2 separate regions of the Homo sapiens genome follow, and region 2 is linked to region 1. A link is an interaction called in ENCODE POLR2A ChIA-PET data of the cell type or tissue named here. Cell type or tissue: HepG2. All regions are shown on one strand. Each heading gives the region's core, and the rest is flanking DNA. Links, peaks and the distances in the headings are about the cores only.

Region 1 (9,829 bases), core at 3,520-6,019:
TTATGTCTCTAAAGTTTTCACTATTCCAGAATGTTACATAAATTGAATAACACAATATATAGCCTTTTGAGTCTGGCTTTGGTCAGTTATCATACTGCATTTGAGATCTATATCATCGTGTGTATCAATGGTTCATTTCTTTTTATTGTGGAATAGTTTTCCATTGTATGGTTGTATCATAGTTTGTGTATCCCTTCACCAGTTGAGGGACATTTGGATTATTTCCAGTTCTTGGCAATTATGAAAAAAGCCACTATAGACATCCATGTCCCAATTTTTTTTTCTCCCTCTGTCACCCAAGCTGGAGTGCAGTGGTGCAAATCTCAGCTTACTGCAATCTCTACCTCGCAGGCCCAAGCAATCCTCCCACCTCAGCCTCCCAAGTAGCTGGGACCACAGGCGTGAGCCACCATGACTAGTTAATTTTTGTATTTTTTGTAGAGTCGGGGTTTTGCCACGTTGCCCAGGCTGGTCTCGAGCTCCTGAGCTCAAGTGATCCGCCTGCCTCAGCCTCCTAAAGTGCTGGGATTACAGGTGTGAGCCACCAAGCCAGGTCCCATGTACCAATTCTTGAGTGAACCTGTTTTCTTTTACTTGGATAAATATCAAGGAGTGAAATTGCTGGGTCTTATGTTAGGTGTATATTTGACTCTATAAAAGTTGTTAAGTGTATGTTTAATTTTATTAGAGACTGCCAAACAGTTTCCTAAAGTGGCTGTACCATTTTGCATTCCCACTAAGAACATATGAGAGCTCCAATTGCTCCCCATCTTCATCATTACTTGTTATTGTCAGGGCTTTAGAGTGTTTGTGTGTTTGTTTTTACTCATTCTAATAGATGTATAGTAGTATCTCATTGTGGTTTTCATATGCATTTCTCTAAAGAGTAATGATCTTCGCATCTTTTCATGTGCTTATCATTAATGTATCTTTGCTGAACCACCTGTTCAAATCTTTTGTCCATTTATTATTGGATTGTTTGTTACTTATTACTGAGTTTTAAGCATTCTTTATATATTCTGGGTCCAAGTTCTTTATCAGATACATGTTTTGCAAATACTTCCTCCCAGCTTGTGGTTTGTCTTTTTATTCTCTTAATGTCATTTGAAGGGCAGAAATTTTTAATTTTGATGAAGTCCAATTTTATCAATAGTTTCTCTTAGGGCTCATGCCTTTGGTGTGGTATTCAAAAATTTTTTGCCTAACTGAAAGTAAAAAATATGTTATACGTTTTTTTCTAGAAGTTCTATAGTTTTACATTTAAGTCTATGATCCATTTGGAGTTAATTTTTATAGTAAATTATCCTTTAGATAAATACAAAATGTAAAAGATATAAATTTTATCTTGAATATCAGCCATTTTTACCACTCTTCATTTCTTTGGGTAGAGCCAAGGTTCTGTCTGGTTATCACATTCAAAGTGTCCTTTTAACAAGATCTTTGTAGACCTTAAAAGGAAAAGGAGGCCAGGTGCGGTGGCTCACACCTGTAATCCCAGCACTTTGGGAGGCTGAGGCAGGTGGATCACTTGAGGTCAGGAGTTCAAGACCAGCCTGGCAAACATGGTGAAACCCCATCTCTACTAAAAATACAAAAATTAGCCGGGCGTGGTGGTGTCACCTGTAGTCCCAGCTACTTGGGAGGCTGAGACAGGAGAACTGCTTGAACCCAGGAGGCGGAGGTTGCAGTGAGCCGAGATCACACCACTGCACTCCAGCCTGGGTGACAGAGAGAGACTCTGTCAAAAAAAAAAAAAAAAAAAAAAAAAGACAACGGCAAACACAGTGATTGAAATAGGAGGCTGTTGTGGAAGCTGGAAACAAACAGTGGGTGATAACAAACCTAAAATAACTGACTCTGACACGAGCAGTGGAGAAGGCACAGTCAGAACTCTGCTTTGCACATAACTCCCTAAAGACCCTGGTATATGAGGTACCAGGTACTTCTGGAAGTGGAGAAGAAGGTAGGGTTAAAAGAAAAAAAAAAAGATTGTTTAAAAGCCTATTTAAGAAACAGGTACATTCTCAGATTCTCTTCCACACTCAACACAGCTGGGCAACTTCCCCTTCCAATTCCCAAAAGATGAAGGTTTATTGTGGAGAGGTTAAAATAAACAGTCTCTAGGCTGCGAGATGCCAGATGCAGCCGAGGGTTGGGGCTACCATTCAGGAAACAGGGGGACAGGGAATCTTTACAAGTTAAAATTCGAGACCACCCTTCCCAAACCTCTTCTTCCACTCAGCACCCAGACCCTGCCCACATTATTAAACCCCATAGGGGAGGGGTTTAAGAGTCCTTCTTACAGAATCAGACCAGCTCATGAGGAAAAAACTCTGAAGGGTTCCCCCTAAAAGTTCCAGTCAGATCACTACAGTGACTCCATTGTGGGTAAGCCCAGCCATGAACTCAGCCAGCCTTGTAAGTGTTTAGTGCCTTGTTCTCAAACAGGGGCAGACAAGGCATTCCCAGAATGACAGCAGATCACCAAGTGTGGCTTGTGACATTTCAAATGGGAGCAGGCTAGAAGACTTCAGAAGAGATTTCTTCAGAGAAGTTAAAATTGACTGAAAACCTGAAACATCTAAAGAAACCTTATAATGTGAAAAATGGGACCCAAAATAAACACAGTGAAAAGAGCAACTTGGAGGAAACAGAGACATCCAGGGAAAAGAAAATCTCACTAACGCTGAGATTAGATCAAAGAGATTAGGTCAAATATGGCATTCAAGAAACAAGATAGAATGTTATTTTTAAAAAAGAATCTTCAGAGAATAAAAATATTCTCTTGGAAATTGAAAACAGGATAGCAGAAATTAAAATTTCAGTAGGAGTTGGAAGATAAAATTAAATCTCTTAGAAAGCAAATGAAACAAATGGAATGGAAATGGGAGAGAAAAGACAAGAAAATTACAGGACCAATCCAGAAAGTCCAACTCCTGACTTTCCCACCCCTTCTCCACTTAAGAAGCCCGGGGCTGTGGGGAGTTCCTGCCCCACCCATCTCAGACACAGGAGAGACATCTCCTTCTACCAGGGGCCCGAAAGTTCTGAAGAGCAGTAAGTCCCAGGATAGCAAAGATGCAGGTTGAGGGGGGCAAAAATAGGCACCTGCCCCCAGGCCTCACCTTGCGCGCACGCTCTGGGATGGACACAGGTGGCCCCAGGGTGGGATGTGGCCGGAGGACACGTGGGCCCCGAGGTGCCTGCAGGCCGGCGGGTGTGGACACCAGCTTCGCAGGAGCAGCGGGAGCAGAGCTCGGCGCGCTCGCGTGCAGCGGGCCCAGTGGCCGCGGAGCGGAGCCCGAGGACCAGAAGACGCCGGAACTGGAGAGACCCGGAGCGCCTTGGCCTCGGTCGCCTGTGCCCAGAGCGGCGTGGGTCCCCGGGCTCCCCCAGAGCTGGCGGTCTTTGAGTGCACAGGGAAGGCGCAGGGTCGGCGGCTGCGCTCAGACTCGGTCTCCTGCTGGCGGGAGAAACGCAGAGGCGACCGGGGAGGGAGGGCGCAGCGAGCCTGGGGCCGGGGCGAGGGGCAGCCGCATCACCGTGTCCGCGCTCCGGGCACACGTGCGGGGTCCCCTCCCCAGCACTGCTGGACCGGGGAGGTGGACCCCAGCCTGCACTCCTCCTCCTGGAGAGAGCAGGCCCGGGACACCTCCACTCTTGGACGGCCTCCCCACATCCTCTACCACTTCAGTATTTCCTCGGCAGCGTCCAGAGGGAGGGACGCGTTGAAGATGCCTGGACGGAACAAAGACGCGCCGGCTGCTGCGAGGAGGAAGCAGAGGAGGAACTGGCTTGAGGGAGGCGCAGAATTTTGGAGTGGGGGACGTGGTTGAAAGTACAAGTAAGGCCGGGCGCGGTGGCTCACGCCTGAAATCCCAGCACTTTGGGAGGCCAAGGCGGACGGATCACGAGGTCAGGAGATCCAGACCATCCTGGCTAACATGGTGAAACCCCGTCTCTACTAAAAATACAAAAAAATTAGCCGGGCATGGTAGCGGGTGCCTGTAGTCCCAGCTACTCGGGAGGCTGAGGCAGGAGAATGGCGTGAACCCAGGAGGCGGAGCTTGCAGTGAGCCGAGATCCCGCCACTGCACTCCAGCCTGGGCGACAGAGCGAGACTCCGTCTCAAAAAAAAAAAAAAAAAAAAAAAAGAAAAGAAAACTCACCCGTCGTAGTACAAAGACAGTAAGTAGCATCTCCGTTTATAGAAGGAGTTAGGATACAGAAGATAATGAGTAAAATGAGATTTAATAAGATAGAATAGACAAATATTGTTGAGCATCTTTTCATGTGCTAACTGCCATCTGAATAGTATGTCTTTTTTGGCGAAGTATTGTTCAAGTCTTCTGTCCATTTTGATGAAGCCCAATTTATTCATTTTTAAATTTTACAAATCAAGATTTTGGTGTTGTGTCTAATAAATCTTTGGCTAGCCTAAGACCACAAAGATTTTCTTCCAGGTTTGTAGTTTTACATGTATGTCTACGATCCATTTGAGGAAATTTTTGAATGTGGTTTTTCTTTTCTTTCGTTTGTTGCACGCAGATACCCACACTTTTTAGCATTTTTGATTAAAAAACTATCCTTTCCCCCCTCAGAATTGCCTTTATGCCTGTGGGGAGTTGATCTATGTCTGGATTCTCCAATCTGTTCCACTGATTTATTTGTTTATATTATGACACTATCACACAGTCTTGATTGTTGCAATTTTATGTATAATGTCTAATCAAGTAGTGTAATTCCTCCAACTTCATGTTTCTTTTTCAAAATTGTTTTGGCTAGTTTCGAGTACTTTGAATTTCTATATAAATTTTAGAATTGGCATGTGATTTTTTCTACCAAAAAAAATGCCTGCTGGGATTTTGGCTAGGATCACGTTGAATTTATAGTTCAATTTGAAGAGAATTAGTGTGGTAACAATATTGAGTCTTCTGATCCATATGCATGGCATATTTCTGTGTTTATTTAGGTCTTTAATTTTTTTCAGGAAGTTTTATAGGTTTCAGTGGTGTGTAGATCAAGCACATCTTTTGTTCCATTTCCCCAAGTATTTCATATTTTAATGCCATTGAAGATGGGATGGTGTTTTTGTTTTATTATTTATGTATTTATTTATTTATTTTGAGACAGACTCTTGCTCTTTTGCCCAGGCTGGAGTGCAGTGGCGCGACCTTGGCTTACCGCAACCTCCATCTCCCAGGTTCAAGCAATTCTCCTGCCTCAGCCTCCAGAGTAGCTGGGACTACAGGCACCTGCCACCACATCTGGCTAATTTTTGTATTTTTAGTAGAGATGGGGTTTCACCATGTTGGCCAGGCTGGTCTTGAACTCCGGGCTTCAGGTGATCTGCCTGCCTTGGCCTCCCAAAGTGCTGGGATTACAGGCATGAGCCACTGCACAAAGATGGTGTTTTAAAATTTTTCAACTTCCTTCCTTCCTTCTTTCCTTCCTTCCTTCTTTCCTTCCTTCCTTCTTTCCTTCCTTCCTTCCTTCCTTCCTTCCTTCCTTCCTTCCTTCTTCCTTCCTTCCTTCCTTCCTTCCTCCCTCCCTCCCTCTCTCTATCCCTTTCTTTCTTCTTTCTTTCTTTCATAGGGTCTCACTCTTGTCATTTAGGCTGAAGTACAGTGGTATGCTCTTGGCTCGCTGCAGCCTTATGGCAGCCTTGACTTCCCTCACTCAGGTTATCCTCACACCTCAGCCTCCCACAGGTGTGTGCCATGCCCAGCTAGTTTTTTGTATTTTTTGTAGACAGGGTTTCGCCATGTTGTCCAGGCTGGTCTCAAACCCCTGGACTCAAGCAATCGGGCTGCCTCGGCCTACCAAAGTGCTAGGATTACAGGTGTGAGCCACTGTGACCAGCCACAATTTTCAATTTCTGATAATTCATTGCTGGTCTATAGAAATACACTTAATTTTGGGGCTGGGTGCGGTGGCTCACACCTGTAATCCCAGCACTTTGGGAAGCCGGGGCAGGCAGATCACATGAGGCCAGAAGTTTGAGACCAGCCTGACGAACATGGCGAAACCCAGTCTCTACTAAAAATACAAAAATTAGCCAGGAGTAATAGCGCACACCTGTAATCCCACCACTTTGGGAAGCCAAGGTGGGTGGATCACCTGAGGTCAGGAGTTCGAGACCAGCCTGGCCAACATGATGAAACCCCATCTCTACTAAAAATACAAAAAATTAGCTGGGCATGGTGATGAGCACCTGTAATCCCAGCTACTCGGGAGGCTGAGGCAGGAGAATCGCCTGAACTTGGGAGGTAAGGTTGCGGTTAGCTGAAATCCCACCATTGCACTTCAGCCTGGGCAACAAGAGTGAAACTCCATCTTAAAACAAAAACAAAAACAAAAAACAAAAAAGAAACATTTTAACAAAAACAAAGCAAGATACCTTTGCTAATACCTTCATTTTTCTGTAACATATTTCATAAAGATAGCACAAATTTCTGAGGGTGTTTTAACATACTGTTCCATTCCAAAATTGATAAATTCAGGATTATATACTTTAAAATAGAGATTAGGTTTCTGGTTCCTGCCAAAATGTCAAATTAGCTTCACTAGCTCCTTCCACAACTTCATCAACCTTGGATTCTAAAGGGAATGCTTACATTTCCCCATGTAGGATGGCATTTATTATAGGATTTTTGTAGACATATTTTCTCAAGTTAAGAAAGTTCTCTTTTATTCTTAATCTTCTAAGGCTCGTTTTTTAAATCACAAATTAACATTGAACTTAATTTCTTTCTGCATCTATTGAGTTGATCATATGTTTTTTTTCTGTTAATCTGTTAAAAGGATGAATAACTTTTATACCATTTTATCATTTAATTAAGTTCTAAGTACTTTAAAATTTTCACTGTGCTTTCTTCTTTGACCTATGAATTATTATTATTATTATTTAGTGTCTCGCTCTGTCACCTAGACTGGAGTGCAATGACATGATCACAGTTCACTGCAATCTCAAACTCCTAGGCTCAAGGGATCCTCCCACCTCAGCCTCCCCAGTAGCTGGGACTACAGCATTATGCCACCACACCCAGCCAATTTTTAAATTTTTTTGTAGAGACAGGGTCCCACTTTGTTGCCCAGGCTGTTCTTGAACTCCTGGCCTCAAGCCATCCTCCCACCTTGGCCTCCCAAAGTGTTGGGATTACAGGCGTGAGCCACCATGCATGGCCCTGTGAATTATTTAGATCTGTTTTCATTTTCAAATATTAAATTTTAACATAATTGCATTATGGTCAGAAAGTAAAATGTATATAATTCCTGTTCTGTGAAGTTTGTTGTAACTTTCACTTTTTCCCCAATGTACAATTAGGTCACTGCCTATCAATCTCACTTTTTTGTTTGTTTGTTTGTTTTTTGTTTTTTCAAGCTTACTCTAAAATATGATTCCCAGGACCCTACATCCCAGTGGGAGATTCGAAAGGTTAGTGCAGCAGTCTAGCTGAGGTCAAGATGGGAGGCCTCCTCATGGAGTGATTTCACATGATCCTAATGGGGAACCTTCTCAAATTATTGACCACTAGGCCATATGTCATAATTAGCTCCCTATCAGTCTCCTCTGCTCCAAAACTCTTGCAGCCTCCAGCACCATGGACAGCGGAAAGCGCTGACCTGGGGTCTACAGTGCTTTGGATTCCTCACTGTTGTACTTGCTAGGACCTCATCCAAAATCTTTGCCTTTGAACCTGGGACTTCCTAGAGAAAGTTTCAGTAAAAGTTTCAATTATGGCCAGGACTATATTGCCTCTCCTGGAGCTGACTGTCTTCAAAGAGGTCTTGACTCAGCGTTTATTCTCCAAAACAGATTCTCAGTCCCATGGAACCTCCATGGGATATGGGAAGAGAACGGTGTTGGACATCTGGGACAGGGTGTTGATGCTCCACTTCTCTGTGCTGGGCCTGGTCTTCTGCAACAGCAAAGATGAGAGAAGCCTCTGTCTCATTTCTTCTACCCTCTTCCAGACAATTAGGTCACATGGTTCCTCTACCAGTCATGACTTTCCTGATGGGGTGTGAGCTATGCCTTATAAGGGTCTTTATAAACCTAGCACAGTTTAAGGGACATCTGTAGTCTGCTCTGATTAGTGATCCACTGGCCGAAAGGTAGGAATTCTAGGAAAGCTGCTAGCATAATACAGGGATGTCTAAACCCTTGTATTCCTAAAGTGATCAAAACTAAAAATAAAAACAAAATATGTCTCAGTACTGAAATGATGGAGGGTGACACCCACAAATCATACACAACCAGAGAGGAGCTCCTCATGGGTCGAATTCACATCAGACTGTGGTGTGTGGCAAAATCAACCTCCCTGCTTTATACAAGACACACACACACACACACACACACACACACTCACACACACCTTTACCAAGAAAATGTCAGAATATATAGGAATTAGAAAGAGGAAATTCTGGTTTATCTTCACTATCAGCTACTTGCTGGTAAGGCTGATGCTGATGAAATGGGCTTTTGAAGATTTACGAGCACTCTGGAACCCCTTTCTAATGCCATAGCTCATCTGTTTTCAGTGACAGATGCAAATTGGTGGTGTAAGATGGACCTACAGAGAAGGAAAGATATCTCTTGTCTATGCGCAGATCTTTCTCTGACCTTACATCTCATTAATATAGACACTGGGCATGGTGGCACACATCTGTAGTCCCAGCTACTCCAGGAGGCTGAAGAGGGCCAATTGCTTGAGCCCAGGAGTTAGAGGCCAGCCTTGGCATTTTAGCAAGACTCTGTGTCTCTCTCTTTTTTTTTTTTTTTTTTTTGAGATAGACTCTCGCTCTATTGCCCAGACTGGAATGCAGTGGCATGATCTTGGCTCACTGCAATTTCCGCCTCCTGGGTTCAAGCGATTCTCCTGTCTCAGCCTCCCAAGTAGCTGGGATTACAGGCATGCGCCACCACACCCCGCTATTTTTTTAAATATTTTTGACAGAGATGGGGTTTCACCATGTTGGCCAGGGTGGTCTCAAACTCCTGACCTCAAGTGATCTATCCGTCTTGGCCTCCCAAAGTGCTGGGATAACAGGCGTGAGCCGCTGCGCCCGGCCAAGATCCCATTTCTAAAAAAAAAAGAAAAAGAAAAAGAAAAGAAAGAAAAAAAGAAAGAATAGGGACTGACACTGGGCCACAGTTTCCTGAGGAGTTGTTAGAAGTGAAAATAAGAGCCAGAATAATCCCAAACCTCCCCCACTGTCCCTGTGGTATGAGGGGCTGGGGAAGATGCGAACCTCATCCAGAGAGGACCGTGAGGAAAGAAGTGTGTTCAAAGAGAAGTACATGTCAGATAAGTTACAGGGACAGCAGAAGGCCATTGTGTGTACAAGCTGGGGAAGGAAAAATTTTTTACATCTTAGAATGGAGGTTCTACCTGCCTCTGTGGAAAGGGGTGTTTGTATGAGATGGAAGAAGGATGTGTTGGGAAAATGGGAGCCAAGTGCAGTAGGATGGGAGTTGCTACTTGAGACAAGGAGAGATGTGATTTGGGGCATACTGAATGGGATGTGAAGAGGACATGGAAGAAATTCACCTGTTTTTATGGGGTCTGCACACTTGGGGATGGCAAGGGTGTGGCCTGTAAGGACCCTACCTCATGGGTCAGGAAGGGTACTCATGGCCAAGTTCAGGTCAGCTTACCATTCCATGACATTTTCTTACAAGACAACATGATGGTTTTTCCATTGAAGGAGGGGCTGGGAAAAGCCACAGGGAATGAAGTGATGTTCACAGAAGGCAGGTATCAGAAAATCTTGTCTTCAGTGTCTGTTCTGTATTTGCAGACCTGAGACTGGGGAATGGTATGAG
Region 2 (3,538 bases), core at 1-2,500, 140 kb before region 1:
CACCATGAAAAGCCGTTTGCCTGCTCACTGGAGGGGTCAGTGCTGGTCTAAGGTCCTCTAGGAAAGGTCAGTGTGTCAGGGGCCTGGTGCACGAGAGGAACTGAGAACCCTGTTCACCCCTTACAGGCAGGGGAAGAAGCAGAAGCAACAGGTGCTTGAGCCTTTGGACACTGAGGCCAGTGGTCTAACCCCTAGGGGCTGTCCCACTTGCTTTGGACAGTTGAGTCCTTCCACTTTGATAATCTCTTGGGCAGCAGGTTAAACTGTTTGGGGAGCTGGGTGCAGTGGCTCACGCCTGTAATCCCAGCACTTTGGGAGGCCGAGGCAGGCGCGTCACCTGAGGTCAGGAGTTCGAAAGCAGCCTGGCCAACATAGTGAAACCTTGTCTCTACTAAAAATACAAAAAATGAGGCTGGGCATGGTGGCTCACACCTATAATCCTAGCACTTTGGGAGGCCGAGGCTGGCGGATCACTTGAGGTTAGGAGTTTGAAACCAGCTTGGCCAACATGGTGAAACCTCGTCTCTATTAAAAAAAAAAAAAAAAAAAATTAGCTGGGCGTGGTGGTGGATGCCTGTAATCCCGGCTACTTGGGAGGCTAGGAACAAAAGAATTGCATACCCGGGAGGCAGAGGTTGCAGTGAGCTGAGATCGCACCATTGCACTCCAGCCTGGGTGACAGAGCAAGACCCTGTCTTAAAACAAACAAAAAATGTTTTGGCCATTGTGATCCTGTAACTTGGGGAAGGGAAGACTGAGAGGTTGGAGACTGTCAGGGGGTAGAGAGGATGTCACTGGCCAGGGAAGAGGGGATGGATGATGCAGAAGTCAAAAACTGGTAGCTCAAGCACTGAAACTGGTCCTGCTGTATTTTTAAACAATTGAGCAAACATGGAAAGATCAGATTCCACCCCAAACTCCACATTTCTGGGTTCTCTTACAAAAATCACAAGAGTTTGCATTCTCACATACCATCAACTGGCCGAAGCAGAATAGGGGCACCCCCTGTAGTCGGGGGTGGATGTCCCAGTTTTGCAGTCACACACTCCAATATTTGCCCTAAGCAGAGGGTCACTGACATTGACCACAGTACTTGCTTTGTTTTCCTTATGGTTAAAAACAGTTTCCCTCCTCGTCCCTGGGGCACTGGGGTTGCAGTGGGCCTGTGTTTAATCAAGGTACATGCGGGAGTCTATTTTGAAGCTGAAGAGAAAGAGGGGGGTTGAATAGCAGTGGGGCTTGAGGTGAACCCCAGGAAGAAGAGAGAATAGTAGTGGGGTTTGAGGTGAAGCCCATGCTGACTAGGAGGGCTCTGAAACACAGGTGGAGGGAGGAAGGCGAGGGGTCCCAGACCACTGCTCAGGAAGGTTCTAGTGATGAAGGAGCCAAGATCAGACCAGGCCTTAGAAGGCAGAGAAGATGCCTTCATTTTTATTCAGAATTGAAATAATCAACAGCTTAACTTCTTTGGCCCAATTTCTGGGTGTGGCAACTTTAAGGGGCAACCTTAAAGGGGCCTCAGGTTTGGGCAGTGGAAGACTCAAATGGAGAACCCGAACACCCCATTCTCTGCACTCAGACCAGGACAGCTTTCATCCATCCGCTCAGGGCTCCTACACACCTACCCTGGGCTTGGGGATAGATCTGAACCCTTATCTTGCTCCATCCTGTCTTCCTCAAAATATGTCGTGTGGCAGGCTGTAACATCAGCACTGTCATCAAACAAGCCTGGGGCCTCACAAGGGCACTGGAAAGATGATTTTTTTTCTTTTTTTTGAGACAGAGTCTTGCTCTGTCACCCAGGCTGGAGTGCAGTGGCACGATCTCGGCTCACTGCAACCTCTGCCTACTGGGTTCAACCAATTCTCCTGCCTGCCTCAACCTCCCAAGTAGCTGGGACTACAGGCATGCGCCACCACGCCCGGCTAATTATTATATTTTTTAGTAGAGACAGGGTTTCACTATGTTGGCCAGGCTGGTTTTGAACTCCTGACCTCAAGTGATTCACCCGCCTCGGCCTCCCAAAGTGCTGGGATTACAGGCATGAGCCACTGTGCCCGGCCAGAAAGATGATTGTAAAAATGGACTGGGTGGTCTGAAGGAAGGGCAAGGAAGACCCATTTGCTGGTTTTGTTAAAGAAAAAAAAAAAAGTACATATAATGCCTGGATTTGCCTTTGGGAGGGAAATCCTGCCCAGTCCCTCTTTCTTCCAGGCATGGAATCCTAGGCTGTGGGATAATGAGCACAATGCCAAGTGTCAGCTGGACAGAGAGGAAGGGCATGAGGGATGGGCTTTGGTGCACATGACGCTGGGGACAGTAGAGGACAGAGGAGGAACTACACATGTGGGGCCCCTACCCTTGAGCTGCACCCAGATTTTCATCAAGGGCCCATCAGGATCAGGTGTCTGTGGGAGCCTCTTGCCTAGGGTGAGCTTAGACTGCATCACACCTTCAACAGTTCCCCTGCAACTCTCAAATAATGGATAGGTTAAAGCCAGAGGAGGGTTAATTTGCCCACAAGTCTTTCTGTGCTTTCCTTGTGCCATCACTCAGCTAGGCAGAATACATTCTCTCGCTCTTAGCCATCCCAAGGGAGGCAGAGATGATCAGACATAACTTTTGAACCCCCATCTCACTGGAGAAGGGAAATCCTACATGGGAAATGCTCATCCTGCCCAACTTGGGGCTGGCACCTTCATTTCCAAATGATGCTGGGGAGTCAGGTCAGTTTCTGTACTGGAAGCATAAAGCACATGGCTTGAAATCAGCTCCCAGGAAAGGATCATTCTTTGTGCCTGAGAGCAAAGCCAAGGGAAACGTGGCAAAAAGAGGTCACTTTGTTAATATTCCCCTTCTCTCCACCAATCCCCTTATTCAGAATGCAGCAAGGCAGTTTTCTAGTCATGCAGTCCACGCATGAGGAATAAATACACCTCATGTCTTCCACCTGCTGCCAGTGCGGTGATGAGATGCAGAGCTGAGGGGCTGAGGAAGAGGCTTCTGTGTCAAGGTAGATTCAGCTGGTGGTCTAGTATTGCCCAAACGACTTCCGTAGGGATAGGAAAGGCCCCTGCTTGTTAACAAAGAAGAGGGAAAGGGCAGAGAACCTGGATCCATCTGAGATCTGTGGGCTTTTTACTTTTTCAGCCATTTGAGGGTTGACTGGCTCTAAGGAAAAGCTGTTTGCTGGCAGACACAGGTGGCTGGTGACAAAGGGAACAGAGCAGGGGAATGGATAGCTCAAAACGAGCCTCGCCACTCCTGAACAGAACAGCAATCCCAGCTGTGTCCTTTCGAGGGTGAGTGAAAGCACATGCTGTCCTTTACATGCTTGAGGCGGACTTGCCTGTCTCTTCAGGCCGGATGCTCTTCAGGGCCCTGTGGGGCTTAAACACATGTACTGAGCTAGCTCCAATCTTAATCTGCACAACATCGCAACCCCTGAGTTCCTATTAGTTCTGCAAAACAAAGCAAAACAAATCCCCACCAAAATTTCAGATTTGTAGCATCTGCTAAAACCAAAAGGCACAATCAA

What was found. ChIA-PET counts read pairs that join two places held together with the same protein. Peaks named below come from ENCODE experiments on the same cell type or tissue, not always from the same donor. Only the 100,000 strongest peaks of a DNase experiment are listed, where the experiment ranks them.
Region 2: POLR2A ChIA-PET joins it to region 1 with 6 read pairs; 2 of 35 experiments call an interaction of 5 or more read pairs at or near these places.

The regions. Positions count from the first base shown.
Region 1 is chr17:47,783,679-47,793,507 of GRCh38, reverse strand. No RefSeq gene overlaps it. Among named protein-coding and RNA genes, the nearest start is that of OSBPL7, 33 kb to the left of the region's middle. RefSeq lists enhancers at 2,695-3,495, 3,496-4,298. In HepG2, for the core only: no CTCF peak of the experiment used is centred there; no DNase peak of the experiment used is centred there; H3K27me3 peaks cover 728 bases.
Region 2 is chr17:47,929,585-47,933,122 of GRCh38, reverse strand. The region is part of intron 1 of SP2-AS1 (SP2 antisense RNA 1); the gene reads left to right. It also overlaps a transcript of SP2 not described here. Among named protein-coding and RNA genes, the nearest start is that of SP2-AS1, 10 kb to the left of the region's middle. In HepG2, for the core only: no CTCF peak of the experiment used is centred there; a DNase peak (open chromatin) is centred at 1,092.